Linked DNA regions of Homo sapiens: region 2 is linked to region 1. The links are chromatin loops, found by intact Hi-C in ENCODE. Cell type or tissue: IMR-90. All regions are shown on one strand. Links, peaks and the distances in the headings refer to the core of each region. The heading gives the core; the rest is flanking DNA.

Evidence for each region. A loop is a pair of places that touch in the nucleus more often than their neighbours do. Peaks named below come from ENCODE experiments on the same cell type or tissue, not always from the same donor. Only the 100,000 strongest peaks of a DNase experiment are listed, where the experiment ranks them.
Region 2: it touches region 1 in a loop (23-fold over the local background); 18 of 110 quality-filtered maps call a loop at or near these places.

Annotation. Positions count from the first base shown.
Region 1 is chr1:182,393,022-182,398,211 of GRCh38, reverse strand. TEDDM1 (transmembrane epididymal protein 1) reads left to right here. Exons shown (of 1, transcript NM_172000.4): 1 at 1-95. Among named protein-coding and RNA genes, the nearest start is that of GLUL, 3.8 kb to the right of the region's middle. In IMR-90, for the core only: a CTCF peak has its summit at 1,303 (motif pointing right); a DNase peak (open chromatin) is centred at 1,311; H3K4me3 peaks cover 178 bases.
Region 2 is chr1:181,475,710-181,482,316 of GRCh38, reverse strand. It overlaps a transcript of CACNA1E not described here. Among named protein-coding and RNA genes, the nearest start is that of CACNA1E, 4.5 kb to the left of the region's middle. RefSeq lists enhancers at 1-25, 77-609. In IMR-90, for the core only: a CTCF peak has its summit at 2,985 (motif pointing left); a DNase peak (open chromatin) is centred at 2,986; H3K27me3 peaks cover 144 bases.

The DNA.
Region 1 (5,190 bases), core at 1-2,500:
AACAACAGTCCTGAACACTGAGTCACTGCCTTAGTAATGCACCCACTCTCTTCCTTGTTTTGGGGTATAATAAAATCCAGTAACTTGTTTCTGAAGTTGACTCTGTTATTGTTTTTAATCCTCACAAATGTTTCTATAAGGAGTCTCTAGAAAACTGAGACTCCAGCAGGTTGACTTGCCCAAGTCTCACAGTTGGTATGAGGCAACACAGGAATTTAAGTGCAGGTGTGTCTGACGCAAGTGTGACTGTGTCCTCTGGGCCACAGTGACTTTGCTAATGGCAATGGAGAAACAAGTTATCTCAAAATGAAAAAAATGAAATTGTGAAAGAAAGAAGAAAGACGGCTGGGCACTGTGGCTCACGCCTATAATCCCAGCACTTTGCGAGGCCAAGGCGGGCGGATCCCTTGAGGTCAGGAGTTCGAGACCAGCTTGGTCAACATGGTGAAACCCTGTCTCTACTAAATATACAAAAATTAGCTAGGTGTGGTGGCCCACACCTATAATCCCAGATACTTGGGAGGCTAAGGCAGGAGAATCACTTGAACCTGGGAGGCGGAGGTTGCAGTGAGCTGAGATTGCACTACTGCACCCTAGCCTGGGTGACAGAGTGAGACTATGTCTTAAAAAAAAAAGAAAAAAGAAAAGAAGGAAGGAAAGAAAGAAAGAAAGAAAGAAAGAAAGAAAGAAAGAAAGAAAGAAAGAAAGAAAGAAAAGAAAACAAGCCAGAAAGCCCAGGTAAAGCAAACAGCACAGTGTAAACACCCTAGACCTCCCTTAGGAGTGGGTTTATGCAACACTTTCTGTCCCCTACCCTGACCCCCATCTCCCCCGGGGGGTGAGAATCTGGCAGACTCTCAACTTCTGGCTGGGTCTTACATTTCTGGGCTCAGATCCAAAGCAAGAGCTGGGGATAAGACTTGTTTTTGACCAAGGCTTCTAAAGTTTGCCATTTCCCCTTTACTCTTGGTTCCTAGCCTTTTTTCAATTACTTTTCTTTGGGAGCCTTCCTTTTCTCTTTACCTCTCTTACACATTAATGGGAGGTGATGAAAAAGCACAAACACTTAGCTGCCTGTTTCCTGTAATGAGGCTTAATTCTATAACAATAAGCCTCTGGTAATCAAGTGATACCCCCCAACATAATAGCTTTCAAATATTCAGTGTAGGCAATAAGCCTGCATGTTATTAACTTACTAGATTTAAGATGTAACAGAAAGGTCCTCCCACTAAAGGCTACTCAAGAAAAAACTCAAAGCACTCAAGCTTTGGGGGAGTTTGTCATTCTCACAAAATTCCACAAGAGGGCACTAGGTTCACACCACCCCGGCCAAGCTTCTGATTCTCCAACCCCAGTAAACAAGTCTCCGGAGAACGGGTTTAAAAGAAGTGGAAGAGGAGAACGGACAGGAAAAATCCAGAAGCAGACTAAGAATTGCCCAAGCATCCAGAAAACATACCCTAGGGCTGTTTGTTTCCTGTTAAAATTTGGCGAGTCAATGTGAAATAAACAGGGATCCAAATTAACTAATGAGGTGGGAGGGGAGGGAGGAAGGGCTGTGGATCCCATTGAGGATTTCTTTGGGAATGGTACCAACTAAAGCACATACTCTGATCTAAATAATTTTTTGATCAGAATGCTAAATTCTCTAAATTTTTTAATTAGCTTCAATAATGTTCCAATCAATCTACAGAACAACGATCTGTACAGTGTAAATTGAGAATAAAGGACAAAATGTATCTAAAAAAACCCGATTCACAAAACAATGAAACTGGAGGCAGATTATCAGATGTGAAAAATGATCTCCAAAGAGTCCTTCAAAGAGAATCTTTCCTATGGTGTTGTTTTTTTCTGCTAATCTAGTTATTCACAAAGAAAATATATATTGAGTGTCTGCTATACAGAAGTCACTGGGTAAGCATACCCAGGATTGAGAGGTAAATGGTTGCTCCCTGTCCTCTGCACCTCCCTCAGTGAGGACTGTAGGAATTTCAGTATTTTAGAGATGGTGGCCCCGGAACAGATCACCCACAGACCAAAGCGACTAAAGGAAAGGGAACAGAAAAAGAACAGCACCTTGAAAGCTCATTAAGCTCTAAAATACTAACCAAACATGACTTCATCAAGTTACTATGAGTTATCTAAGCCTCAGTTCCTCATCTTTAAGATAGAATGATGTGAAGATCTAATTCTAGAATTGTATGGCTTTAATTTTCTCAATAGGACATTTTCCCCAGGTTGTTAACTAAGATGAACTTGATTCTTCCCAACTTTCCACGTAGTTTCCTGCTAGAGACATGATTCAGGGTAGAGCTCAAACAGACCCAAACCTTCCATCATAACACGCAGTTGGGGAAATGAAGTGTTCCTTGTATTTGACTGATTTCAGCACGCATCCTACAAAACTCAAATCAGGCTACAGATATGGCTGAGACGTGAATTTCCAATTTCCTGTCTTGAACTGAAGAATATCAAACAATCAAAAACTGTAAAGAACAATTCCTCCATTCTTAGTGCTAGTTATTGAACTGAAGTATAATGTAAATGTAGTCTTTCCTTCTCTAATTGTATAAAGTGAAATTTGAAAGCTTGGCCAACTACAGCTTTTCCCTAAATTATGGTTTAAGAATAATGCTATCAACTTCCAGAGCTATTTCTTTTCTTCTTCATTTTTATTATTATTATTTTGATTTGGTTTAAGATTCTACTATGGTCCATTCTTTTGGAAAGAACTGATGTTGGTTTATTACATAATAATAATTTTTAAAAGAATATTTTACAATTCTGGGTTGGGTTTCCAGGGTGTTCCCCAACCCTGAGTCTCAATTGTATCTCTTTAACATGATTTAAAGGTCTCACTGAATGCCTATTGAAATCATTCATACACAGGGAAAACTCCATTTCCTAAACAGAAAAGGTTTGGTCAATGTGAGCCCTACCCTAAATTTTGTGTCTAATGTGTATAAGGCAACCACACAGGCCCTGGGAAGGCACTCCAGATCCCCAGGTAAAGGACTTCATACTTGCAGAGTGAGAATGGATCCTTTAAAAGACAGAGAAAGGGCCGGGCACAGTGGCTCACGCCTGTAATCGCAGCACTTTGGGAGGCCGAGGCAGGCGGATCACAAGGTCAGGAGTTCAAGACAAGTCTGGCCAATATGGTGAAACCTCGTCTCTACTAAAAATACCAAAAAATTAGCTGGGTGTGGTGGCACACGCCTGTAATCCCAGCTCCTTGGGAGGCTGAGGCAGGAGAATTGCTTGAACCCGGGAGGCAGAGGTTACAGTGAGTGGAGGTTGCAGTGAGCCGAGATTGCGCCACTGCATCCAGCCTGAGCAACAGAGTAAGACTCCGTCTCAAAAAAAAAAAAAAAAAAAAAAAAAAAAAAGAGAAAAGTTGTTTCCTAATAGAGATAAGATTTGGGAGTAGAGCAAAATCCTAATACAAAGCTTTTATTTCAGGCAGCAGAACAACATTGAAGAAATACTTTTAATCTCAGGCTATTTCTGCAGATTTGGAACAAAATCTTTCCCTGTAATTGCTCTCCCACTCCACCCACCCCTTGGACATGGCAATTCTACTCTAAGAGAGAAAAATATGACTTCAAAGCACATGCAATGGAACCCCTTGTCAGCACTGATATGGTGTGTACCAAGAAACAGAAAAGTTCATGGGTTCAAGCATTCTAATGCTCTTTTTATGGTGGGGGTGAAGAATGGGGGCGGGTGGCAATTTAGGGAAGAAGGGGAAGGAGAAGAAAGGGCAGCAGACACAGCAAAGTCAAACTGGATGAAACAGGCTGTTTTACTTTTAACTTCTCTAAAAGTACAGTCTGGGTTTCTGCGGGTGAACCAGTTAAGGGTTTTCTTCTGCTTTTACTTCTCGCCTATGCTCAAGCCTCCCTGGTCAGTTCTTGGACTCATCTGCGCCCTAATTTCATCATTTTAAGTAAATGTGGGGCTGGCCAAGGAGGACAAGGCCTCTTGTTCACTCCTGAAAGAGTCAGTGGTCATGTATTATGTTCCTAACCCTTACAAAGCGTGCCCCTGGTCACATGAATGGATCAAAGCAAATCCATTTCCATTCTTGGAAAAGCAGCTCAAAGCACATGTTCTCTTGATGGTGCTGCTGTCACTTCTGTGTGGTTAACAAATATCATTTATTGAACACTCACCGTGGACACTACTGGGGGATATGACAATGAATAAACTGCTCAATGAGGTCAAGACATCTAGGAAGGGAAGCAGGCACTCAAATGGCAGAAATACCATAAGCCTGCAGAACCGCACTCACGCCTTACCATTCCGTTCTCTGTTATGTTTGTCATCCCCACCTCAGGGGCTGGTGGTGTGTGCAGCAGAGGCTCTGGCTTATGGTTCGGTAGTTTGGTATCTGGAAATGATTAATAACATCTTTTAAAATAAAAATATCACTTTTCTCCTCCTTTGCTCCCCTTCCTCGACCATTTAAACTCAAACCTTTACAGAAAGAGATGAAGACAGCTCACTGTGTTACCAAGGTTAAGTCCAGTTTGATATAATGAATGGTAAAGCATTACACTGAGTCAGAAAAGTTGTATTCAAAAGTCGCTATGGGGAAAGAAAGAATCCAATCACCTCAGATTATAGAACTTGGCCTATGATAATTATAATTGCTGTTTTCTAAACATTTACGATGCACCAAGGACTACTCAATCTCTTCTGCATGTGCTATCACAATTAATCCTTTTATGAGGTAAAAATGATTATCCCTCTTTTATTATAGACAAAGAAACAGGCTTCATGTGGCTAAGTGATTTGGCCAACACAAAGCTGGTATGAAGGGAAAGCCCAGATTTGAACCTAGGTTTACCTGACTTGCAGCCGTGCCTTTAGCCACCACAATGTAATGCTTCAAGGGGCAGCACTGAAATTTAACAAGGAATTTGTAAGGCACCTTACCCAATCCAAAATGTCACCAGTCTGAAACATCCCAAAAAACCCTGTTTGAGATGAATGCTGCATCTGTCATGTAAAAGCACTACAGTGTTATACACTCTTAAAGGAAAGGGATGTTGACCAAAGAAGCCAAGTTATGTGTGTGTGGTTGCAGGCAACATTTCTTTTCCACATTTGCGGTACAAAACATAACCAGAACAAACTTCTTCCCTTCCTCTTCCAAAGGCACTGGAAGCATAAATTCTTGCTCTT
Region 2 (6,607 bases), core at 2,043-4,542, 920 kb after region 1:
GTCCCCAGTGCTGTGCCCTGTTCGGTGCCGGGAGCGGTGCCACGGGCCCGCCGCCGCCCTAGTAAGGTGTCGGGGCCTTTGCGCGCCTAGCGCCATGGCCGCGTCGCCGCTCCTCCGCACCTCCCAGGCTCCACGAACACGGCCAGGCATTTCCAAGTAGAGGGCAGAACCCTCTCCCCATCTCCCCACTTAGCACCTGGGAGGCCCCGTGGAGGAGGCTAGGACCTCTGGGGGTTCCACACTCTGCTGGTGGTGCTGGCTCCTGGCGGGAGCTTCTGCCCTCACGGGGCGGCCTCCCGGTTCCGCTGTAGGAAAGCCCTGCCCGACGTCTCCTGGAAGGGCCCTCCATGGTGAGTTATGGGCTAAAACTACCCTTCTCGAAATGCGAACAATCAGAAGGATCCTCCCGCCCCCCATCCTTTACTCCCAAATAAGCTCCACGGACTTTCTCAAACCCAACCCATTAATGTAGAAAAAAAAAAAAATAGAATTGGTATCTGAGCTGCAGAGGTGGGAAAGGTGGACTCCAAGCCCCAGGGAAAGAGCTCCTGTTTAGCCGCCAAGCCCTTCCCCACAGGTGACTGGTGGTTTGAACTGAGGGCAGGGACCAGCTGTCCCCTCCCATGTCCACACTAGCTGGGGCACACCGTCTTCTGTGTTTTCCTGCCTTGGCTCAACACATAGGCCTCTCCAAATCCTTCCAACCCGAACAATGGAAGGGAAGAAGGAAAGGAGGGGCTGAGGAAGGAAACAGACACTGACCAAAGCCCAGAGGTTGGAAACCATGGGTGAGTATGGCTTCACGCCTGTGAAGTGAGATTAACTGTTGAGAAGTGAGGTGATGTCTGAGTGCATGGCATGTGTGTTTCTACGGGTATGTGTCTGTCTGTGGGCAAGGCCCTGTGAGCACTGACATGTGTCTGTTGTGTGAGAATGTATGTGAGAGTGTGTGTGTGTGTGTGTGTGTGTGTGTGTGTGTGTAGGAAAATTCTCTACTGGAAATCCAAAGGAATGGTCTCAACATGTCCAGCCTGCTGCCCTTGGGGAAGGCATTTGACCTTTGGATTCAGGGGAGCCCATTTCAGGTGAAATTACTATTCAAGGTGAGTCAGCTGTAATTGTTACTTTGATTTCACATTACTGCCTTACTCTGTCCTTCCTCCTGCTTTAATCAGAGGGTCCTCTTCTGTCTGAATACCTAGTCAGTCGTGAAACGGAGGGAGGGTGGTGCTGTGAACCATGAAGTCCCATCAGCCAGTCACTTAGAACTAGTCCCAAGTGGCTATCTCGGTATCCCTGTAAACTACATAGGGTTAGAAAAAGGGCTTTCAGAAATTATTAAGTGTATGTCGCTCCTTTCAGACAGTACCATAATCCATAGCACAAAATTCATTCAAATCATTAGAGAAGTATCTTTGAGTCCCTTCCAGGTGCCAGGCACTGTTTTAGGCACTGAGGATACTATAATGAACAAGATGGGTGATGACATAAATCATGTAGCTTTTTACACTAGATTATACTAGATTGTATAACCTTGCAGGCCAGAAAGCTTCATGAACTTCACTCTCATGCTGTCACCTCACCCCTTTCCTTTGTGGTTCTGCCTCAGCAGGCTGGCGGCATACCTTCTCAATGCCCAGAATAAGCAGGGCTCACTAGCCTTTTACTTCCCAGACTTAGTTCTTGGAACATCAGAGATCCCCGACTTGTCTCTTCAGTGTTATCAGATGTCAGCAGAGATCCAGTATTCCACGTCCTGTATTCTCTTTGGCTGTTGTAATTCTTCAGAGACCTAGAATACTCAAGATGGGATACTACATGTGCAAATGCGACGACACACTGGAGTTGATATCTGCCTTCTTGCCTTCCAAGGAGACAGGAATCATAAATGCATAGGTTGGGAATTAATGTGGAATACCTTAGGGAGTTTCAGCACCTATGTGAGTTAAAAGGGATAATTCTTGGAGGGTGCAGCCAAAAAGGAAAGGGGCAAACATAATGGCATAAATGGCTTTGTGAAGAGACTTGGCCTAAGGGCAGCAGTGCTAGCAGGAAGACAGACTCTCATCTTCCACCCCCACCTGGCTGTCATAGCTCTTGAGAGCTTTGAGATCTATGAATTTCTATACTGGTTTCATACTCTCTAATCCCCCATTCTACCAGCCCCCAAGGCAGCTACAGTTGTTGTTTTTATTTTTTTTTATAGAGACGACGGTCTCACTATGTTGTCCTAGCTGGCAACTCCTAGGCTCAAGCAATCCACCTGCCTCAGCCTCCCAAAGTGCTAGCATGAGCCATTGCGCCCCGCCAGTGGCTACAATTTTAATGGTTGAATAATACATGTGTTTAATAGTTTTCAGTTTACATAAGCCCCACAGCTGAGCCTGACTCCAAACTTCTGAGGTGAGCCTGGTAACACATGTATCACGACCCTTGACAGACAAAGCAGCAGAGTTTCAGCAACGTTAAGCCGTTTGCCCACATCTGATAAGCGGCAGAGTGTGGACTTCTAACACATCTGACTTCCAATCTGCGGCTCTTTCTAAAACCCATGCTGCCCTTCAGGACAGCAATAGGGTAATTCTAAATTGTTTATCAAGAGAAGAAACTATACAATGACACTAAGCCTATGGAAATGCTATGCTTACCATCCTCAAATTGAATTTGATCAGAGGCCAAGTGTTCCTGGCACCATGCCCTCAATATCCAGGAGGATCCTCAGAAAAAGTTCATGACCAGAATACTGTAGTCATGCGGTATTGCATGACTTCATATGGGAATTTCTTCATATGGGAATTTGGTGGGCATTCTCCTTCCAGTGCCCCGAGTTCCACTGTCCTATTAAGGATCCACAAATGGAAATGTGGAAAATTAGCAATTAGTCATAACTCTGATTGGAAACCAGTCTGAAGACCATCTGAAAATCCCTTTCCAGTCTCAGAGGGACAGTAACTGTATTTTCCTGTTGTCAGAGCACCATCTACTGGTCACTGAGCACGAGTGCTTGGCAGCCCAGCACCCCATGCACCATGCCTCAGAGCTTAGATATTCCTAGGCTCTGACCTCTTGTCAACAGCCCTCTACTCCCCTATGGGACTTTGTTGAGGTACTAAATTTCACCACAATGCAGCCAGCCCATCTCACAGTAGTTGGAAAGTGCAGCCCCACACACACCCTCCCAAGTTAAGATGGGGTTACCAAATGCTCCACATGTTTTTCTGAAAGCAATGACCTGCAAAGTGGAAACCCAACAGGAGCTAAGGAAGCAAGTGGAAAACTTTCCTACTTTATAAAGCCCATGAAGACTATTACATTTCAAAGCATTTATCCTGCAGCCCCTCTACTGCAGTGTATCATCGAGCTGCAATCAGGTGTGAAGGGGACTGGTAGGTAGTCCCTCCAGCCTCTTCTGGAAAAGGCAGAAAACAAGGTGTCCACACTGCCCCAGATCAGGCAGCCTGTGGGAGTTTGTACTAAGACAGATGGACATGAGTGGCAAAGTTGGAGAAGCAGTTGGCCTATTACCCTCATTCTTAAGCTCTTCCCAGATCTGTCAGGCCTTGGGCCATCTTCATAAGAGATTTTTCACCCATCACTGAGAAGTCTGTGAATGTGGGCTTCATCCAAATGGCCTGTGCCCCTCCCACCAGGCCTGCTCCTTCATCTTCCCCCACCCTGCCAGTTACACTCAGATAGCTTATGCTTAAGTTATCAGAGCCCCTTTTGTTCTATTTTTCCTCCGTTGAGCTTTTCCAAGAAATAGACTCTTATGCAAAGCAGTGCTCTAAGGAACATAATGCAGAGAGGATTTGGGAGTGGGTTCTTAAGAAAAAAGTTGGCAGGAGACCATGTGCAAATGCATAGTGGAGCAGAGGAGCATTATGGCAATGCAGACATCTTGGGAGTCTGGTGGCTTTCACAATACCTCACAGCCCTTACTTGGGTGAAAACATAACTTCACATCCTTATGTAATGTCCGTCCCTAGAATCAGCATCTCTCAAACCTAAGCCTGAGAAGCCCCACACTCCAACATGCTATCAGCTAACCACAGGTCAGCAAAGTTGGTTTTAAAGTGTTTTAAAAACCATTCATTTATGACAACCCATCACTTCCTGGGTGCCAACCGTAATGTTTTCTCATTGCATCTTTGCAGAAGGACTGTGAGGCACATCCTGTTATCTGAACACCCAGAGAGTCAGGGACTTGTCCAAGTGCACAGAGCTAGGAAATAGCAGAGCTGGATCTCCTAATAATAAGGACAGGATTCTTCACAATATGTGACCATTATTAACATACTGCATGTCAAAATAATATTTTCCTTGCTTAAGAGTCAAGTTATAGGCAGGATCTTGAGCTTTAGAGAGGTAAGGCATGACCTTGAACCAGAGAGTCTCCCAGAGGGTTTAATTGTTAAGAATAATACCATTCTGCTCCACTGGGCTGTTGTGAAAATTAAGTTAGTTTATATGCATAAAGCTCTTAGATCAGTACCTTGCACACAATAAGTATGTGCTACGTAAGTACTTGTTATGTACATTTCACCTTCAGTAGCTGTGACCACGGTAACACACTGGAAACACTGCATGTCTACAGACTCTGTTTCTGAAAGCCAACTTCAGAAGTGCAGCCAGGGATGAACACACTCTGTTGTGCGGGGGATGGACAGAGGAGCAGAGACATGTAAGTGCCTGAGATCAGGTCAGAAAGAGGAATGGAGGAAAAAAGGAAAAAAAAATAGTAGAGACCAGTGTCTGGAGACCCAAAGGCCATGATACCTGAGAGAGCTGTGTGTTTGTTTACTTATTCATGAATTCATAAACCCATTTAACAAATACTCATTAATCCCCTTTGATGAGCCACACATTGTTCTCAGGGATTCTGGGGCTCAGAGATAAATTAGACACAGTCATAGCCTCTAAAAACTTACAGTTCAAAAGAGGAGAAGGGAAAACATACCCACAAAGGGCTCGAATACAAGGCGGGATGTGGAGTGCACCACAGGAGAGTACTGGGAGACAACAGAGCAGGGAGCCATCCCCTCCCACTGGAGGCAGCTGGAAAAGGGAAGAATACAAAAGAGATCTCTTTGAAGAGCTAGTTTATTGGAGGCATGGAGCAGCAGCCTGCAGCATGAATGTTTAGGATGTTTTGGGGGGTGGGGAGGGGGGCAGTACACAAGATGCATGGAGTTAATTAGTAAATCAGCATTTTTATTTTCTTTCAATGTATCTAGGATCACGAAGATTATAGCATTACCACTTCAAGCCTTTCTTTCCCATAAGATGAGGTCACCTTTCAGCCCAGAGAAAAGCCAAAAATATGCTTACCCTAATAGATATTAAGCTTTATTGGGAAAGTTGATTTGGAGGTTCGGAGTTTAGCCCCAGACAGCAAAGGATCCCATGCCCATCACTGTCTACCTCCCTTCCCACCCTCAGGGCCCAACCTTGCTGCTCAGCCAAGGCAAAGTGCAGCAGGAGGACTCAGCAGCGCCCCAGCTCCCACTGATGGGGGTGAGCAGAGGGTGAGAACAACCGGCAGGAGCACATCCATCCATCCACCCCCACGGCCTCTTGACTCAGAAAACACAACACAGCCCACACCTTGCAAAGCTCGTTCAGCCCGGGTGGGCTCAGGCCGATTGGTTCATTTAGCAGACATGCAGTGAGCACCTTCCACGTGTCAGGTATCATGTCAGGGGCTAGCCCAAAGGAGGCAGTGCCTAGGAGAAGGTGCCCAGGTTGGATTCGTGTCTTGCCTGGTCTTGATCCACTCCCTACATTTCACTCTTGAAGATAATGCCGCAGTAACAGAAAATGCAGCTCACAGCTGCAGTCAAGCCTAAAGGGGCCCTGAAGGCCCAGAGAAAGAGAATAAGATTCCACTGCACCCACCAATCCTGCCTCTCCAAGAACCCTTTGTGTTGGAATCATCAGCAGATTAAGCCACCACCTGTCCATCACCACACCCTCTCTCTCCCACTCTCTCCTACACTGAGCAGCTGGTTACACCCACCTAGTATAAAATAATCAAAGGGAAGAAGGCATTCCCATATGATATGGACTTAAGGCCAGTTTTGAAATATATACCTGGGCAGGCCATTTACTAGCTCTGCCCCTTCCACTCCACAGAAATTGCTCTAAGACTACCACTGAACCCCTGATGGTCCCTTTTTTTACCCTCCTACTTGACCACTCTGCAGCATTTGACACCACTGACCTCCCCCTCTCCTCAGAGGTCATCGTTCTTGGCATCCCAGCCACCACATCTCCCAGTTTCTCACCGTTTCCTTCTCTTCCTCTTACTGCTCTCACCTGTAGGGCACCCATGGGTCTGTCCCCAACCCCTTTCCTCTGTCTGACTTCTCTCCCTTCAAGATTATATCCTTACCTGCCATTTCAACTACCCCCTCCACACCACATCTAGCTCCTAGACCTCACCTTTCGCCTCATTTCCAGACCCAGGTGTCCAATGAAGTTAGGGGTAGCTGCATATGGATTGTCCCTCATCCCCAGACTCAATATGTGTAAAAGTGACGTCATTGTAAATCCTTCAAAGCAAGCTCCCCCTCCCAAAATGCCAGTTGCTATGCATGTTACATTGTCA